2 separate regions of the Mus musculus genome follow, and region 2 is linked to region 1. A link is a loop called in an ENCODE intact Hi-C map of the cell type or tissue named here. Cell type or tissue: heart. All regions are shown on one strand.

Region 1 (2,500 bases):
GCCTCAGTCTTCCTCTCACATCGTTAGGAGGAAAGAAAGGAAGCCAGTTCTCACAGAAGGCTAGTCAGCTTTCCTTACCGCTCCTGTACCTTCTAAGGACATCTGCAGCTAAGCTGAACCCACCAAGCTCCTGAACCTTGCAAACTGCTTTTCACTCTTTTCTCCGGCTTGCAGCTTACGTGAAAGTGGCTTTTCTTATAACTAGAGCCATTTGATACAGCAGTCTGTGGAGGTACTGATGGAACACAGAGTTCAAGCCAAAAAGGTGGGCAGGGATTAATGAAATTATCAGTGAGAAGCCAGCTCAGGTGGCACGGGCTTGTCACCCCAGCATTTAGACCCTGAGGTAGGACGATTGCCATGTCAAGACAAGCCTGGGTTACATGGCAAAACCTTGTCCCAAGCAACAACAGGAAGAAAAAACAAAAACAAAAACAAAACCTCTCGAGTTCTTTTGTTGAAGGTCAATTTACTTCTTTAAAACCATTCTTAGAAAACATAATCTAAAGCCCAATATGAAAACAATGCTGTGTGATTTCTATAGTTGGCACTTGTTATATCTAAAATTTAGTAGATTATAAATATTGAGTTGCATGCTTAAAAGATTTATCACACAAGTTCCAACAGCTTTTATTTTTTTAAAAAAGGAAAACATGAGTGGGCACAAAATTATTACCTGCTTGTATTTTTCATAAGCTTCCTAGATAATATTCTTTTTTTAAAAAAAGTGGAAAATTTGAAATTAACATTTTCTCATTGAAACAAATGACATATTTTCATTTTCTAAAAAGTTTTATAAAAAATGGTTATAGATGAATGAACTTTCCTGAAATACATGCAGCATAGGATTCTCCTTAAGTGTGGTACTTATCATCTGAAGAGCCTAAGTTTTCATCCAGGAATGAGGAATGCTGGTGTGCAAATTAAACCTAACTGAATAAACATTTCACTGAGAGCCTCTGTGCCAGACCCCAACTCCTTAGTCTTTAGACAGCGGTTAGACGCTATCCTATCTTATTCTATTATGCGAAGATTTACTATATATTATATGGAATATTAAAAGTTGGAGACTATTTAGCTTTGAAACGTTTTCAGTGTGAGAGCTGGAGAAGTTATCCCGGGTGTGGTGGCATACCCTCTTAATCCCATCACTCTGGAGGCAGAAGCTGGTGGACCTCTGTGAGTTCGAGGCCAGCCTGGTCTAAACAGTGAGTTCCAGGAAAGCCAGGGCTGCTACACAGAGAAACCCTGTCTCTAAAAACAAAATGAAACAAATCTTCCAAAGAATTATTTTTTTAATTCACTTTAGGTCCAGATCACTTCCGATAGGATCCACCAGGGGGAAGCAGAGGAACGGGATTGCTCCTTCCCGAACTAGCAGTGGTGAGGACTTACCGTCTCTCAGAGCAGAAATCTTCCTGTGCCTCTCCTTTCCCCCTCTACCCTCCCCACTTCTAATTAACCCTGATTTATTTGCCCCGAGAACTGACACCGTGGACCCACAGCAGCAGTGTAGTGCGAAGAGATTTGCGCCCAGGCCAGGGCTTCAACGGGATTACGCTGATGAATTTGCTAAACACAAAGTCCACAGAAGCCCCAAATCCAGCTCTCTGCGAGGCCACCTGGCTCACGGTTGATTAAGACAGGGACCCTGAGCTGTTTGATCTTCTCTCATCAAAGAGTCTTTAAGCAAGTTTCATTTTACACTACTGTAAGGTGGCGATGGCTTGTGACTGCAGTGAGCCGCCTGAGCCAGCGCTCAGGCAATGGAGGTTCGCGGCTCACCCTGGCAGGAAGAGAGTGCAACAGCAGCTTGGAGCTCCAAGATCCTCTCAAGGGGGAAGAATCCTTGCTCCAACCCCTTAGCAGAAGTTAGTACTGTTTCTAGCCTACATCTTGTTTCCACCAAGGTTCTAATACAATGTTCTAGCTGGAAATTTGGGGATGAAGAAACAAAATCATTCATTCATCCATTCTCATTCATATTAATTTGTTCATTCGTTCTCTCACTCCCTTCTGCTCGGGCATCTTTTAGAAAATCAAGAGTCACGTAATTCACCATATTTCCAGAAACTTAGTTTACATTCTCCAAAATCAGCAAGTTCCCAGGGTCCACAATAGTGAGTATTGCTTAATAACGCTGTCTGAAAGACATTTAACCTGAAGACAAAAGGCCTTGCCCAGGACGGCTTAAAGACTACTTTTGTATCCAGAAGGGGGCTCCCTTGACTTCCCAGCATGACATTTACAAATGAAAAGAAAGCTAGTTCCACAATCACAAAGGGACAGTTGTCACCTTGCAGTCCATTGCTGAGCTCCAGCCCTTAGCTTCCAGGGCAGTGGCAAGGGGCCCTTTTGGTCACAGCCCTTGGAGAATGCCAGTATGATACAGGGAGTATGACAAGAACCCAGTGGCACAGAAGAAAATTCCATCTCCTATATATCTGCTGTCCGGGCCCCGCCTTATGCTGGCACCGCCCTATCTTTAGGATTGGAAATA
Region 2 (2,500 bases), 1.2 Mb before region 1:
TTAAAAAAGAGGAACCCCTTTAGGACCCCTGATGCCTGTCACACTTTAGTTTCTTTAGAAAGTATTCTATACAAAAGAGAAAATGGTGGTGATGAGATTGGGGGTAGCGGGTGGTGGTGGTGGGGACACAGCCACGTGTCACAGTGAATATTCTTTTTTTAGATAAAAAACATTTGGAATTGTATATGAAACATGAAAAAGTGTCATAAGGAAAACAAGTTCGATAAGACAACGGATGGCCAGAATAGTGGCTCCTAGGAGCTTCTCTGGGTTTATATGTGATTTTTAAGCTTAGTGTGTTCCCATAAAGGAGGACATTTTAGCTTTGCGTCTCCCTGTGTTCATAGATATGCGTACATCTACCTTGCTATGTATTTCACTCAGAAGCTTGCTGTACTGGGATTCATGCGGTCTGCAGCAAATCTAGACAATGCCTGCAAGGAAAACCCCCTAATCGGGGTAAATGCCAGCAAATCCAGCCTTAACATGGAATGGGGTAAGAACTTTCAGAATCATCACGGGGATTAAAGCTAGTAGCACAGAAGGACTGAGCTCTGTGCTGGGATGTATCAAAAACATCGAGGGCTCGAGAGATGCCTCATCTCTCAGGAGGTGGAGTGCCTACTACTCTTCCAGAGGACCCGAGCACCTCTACCAGCACCTCTACCTGGTGGCTCACAACCACCTGTAAACTCCAGCTCCAGGGATCTGTGTTTTGGATCCTCAGGTACCCACACACATGCACATATACCTACACACAGACATAAATTAAAAAATAAGATTGATTTAAAAAATATTCTGCATTCTTGTTATCATTATCCAGTGCTTAAAAGAGGAAAACTTAGTTTTTTTTTTCTTTAACATGATGTTCTCTTCACACTTTCTGTTTCTCTTGACGATGGAGAATGAAGACATTGCTATAGGCACTTAAAAGAAATAACATCAGCTTCATTGTGATTAAGACTGCTTTTGAGCAAAATTTTCTAAGGGCACTAGATGGCGACCTTCACCTTTAATTTAAGGGGGATAATAATAAAAAGAAGGCTTCGTTACTACATTTGCTCCAAGAGAAGCACTGCTCCAGATTTAGAAGAAACAAGAGGGCAATGCTACATATCTCAGTTGGACCCCTGGAATCCCACCATGTCTAGGTTTTCAGCTTTGAAGCTGGAACCAGAATGGTGGAGAAACCAGCATCATAGCACCAGGAGCCTTGAGCTCAAACTGCCCTGACTTTTGCCTTTCATCTTCTTCCTTTAAGATATGGGGTCATTGGGTCATTGGGTCATTGGGTCACTTGGTCAGCTCAATTCCTCTTCCCTTGTGATCTAAATTAAATATGTTTTAAGCTAATGAACAAGATTTTTTTTCCACCAGACAGCAACATTATTTAAGTTTATATCGACTCACAAAAATAAATTTAATCTAGGAAGAAAATTTAGAGTTCCAACATACATATGGCATCCTGGCTAAAATGATCCCTTTAATAAGCAGAAGAAACATTTAAATACTGTCTTTGTTGCAAATAGGATAAGACTTGGGGAGACTTGTCAAGCGTCTTTATGAAACTGTTTTTATTTTTTCATCAGTCATGTTGAAACTGTGCTTTAGGCTTTTAAACATGATAAACGTTTTTGCATGTATTATTTTTAAATACACATTATTTTTTGAGTATTTCTAAAAAAAAAAAGTATTGTAGCTGATTAAGTTTTCGCACATAGGAGTGACAGAAAAGTGACCATTATCACCACAGAAAACTCAGTCTGAATAGAGGTATCTGCTTCCCCAAGAAACCCAGATCTTGTGCTTAATAATTCTAATGGAGTATAATCAGACAAATAGATCTAGCACTGGGTGATACAGGGATTCTAAAAGAAAACATATTTTAGGTATTTTTGCAAACCAAAACCTATGATTGTTTCCCTTTTTGTATTATGTCAGAGCAGGTAGTATACTCATTAATTTTGTAAGAAAAATTAGACACTATTTTTTTTTCTTTTAAAGGAAAGTGACTTCCCTTTAAGAGAAACTCGGTATTCTAGTTGTAGCTACTAAAATATGTTAACTTGTTTGTAGTTACTTAGGGGAAAAAGCCCCCCCCCCATACACCAAATAAATGAAAAACAATGATTTATTTTATAAAACATGCTCTCTGTGGTGTACAATGAGTATTTTTAAAGTGTAGTATTTACTAAACACTCAGGTTCAAAGGGCTATGATAATTCCGTTAGCACTGGCTAGATGATAGATGCACAAATAAGGGAGAAACAAAGATGAATACAGTTGCAGTTCCCAAACTGAACTGGGAGGGTGAGCCCCCAGTTTAGCAGCTACAGTAGCCACTTAGGGACTATGATATTTGGATGCTCAATATATACTATTCAACTGGAGTAGATTAAATAAAAATCCAGACTTTAAACTGTTCGCAATCAACGCACAGCTTTTCAATTTTCTATAAACACTTGCCTTACTGTGATATGCTGATCCAACCTCCACCCCA

What was found. Peaks named below come from ENCODE experiments on the same cell type or tissue, not always from the same donor. Only the 100,000 strongest peaks of a DNase experiment are listed, where the experiment ranks them.
Region 2: a loop joins it to region 1, with 2.2 times the contacts of the local background. A loop is called at or near these places in 3 of 42 quality-filtered maps.

What each region holds. Positions count from the first base shown.
Region 1 is chr19:30,553,658-30,556,157 of GRCm38, reverse strand. No RefSeq gene overlaps it. Among named protein-coding and RNA genes, the nearest start is that of Dkk1, 5.4 kb to the right of the region's middle. In heart, a CTCF peak has its summit at 1,335 (motif pointing right); no DNase peak of the experiment used is centred here; H3K4me3 peaks cover 573 bases; H3K27ac peaks cover 590 bases.
Region 2 is chr19:31,765,706-31,768,205 of GRCm38, reverse strand. No RefSeq gene overlaps it. Among named protein-coding and RNA genes, the nearest start is that of A1cf, 100 kb to the left of the region's middle. In heart, a CTCF peak has its summit at 984 (motif pointing right); no DNase peak of the experiment used is centred here; H3K4me3 peaks cover 332 bases; H3K27ac peaks cover 113 bases.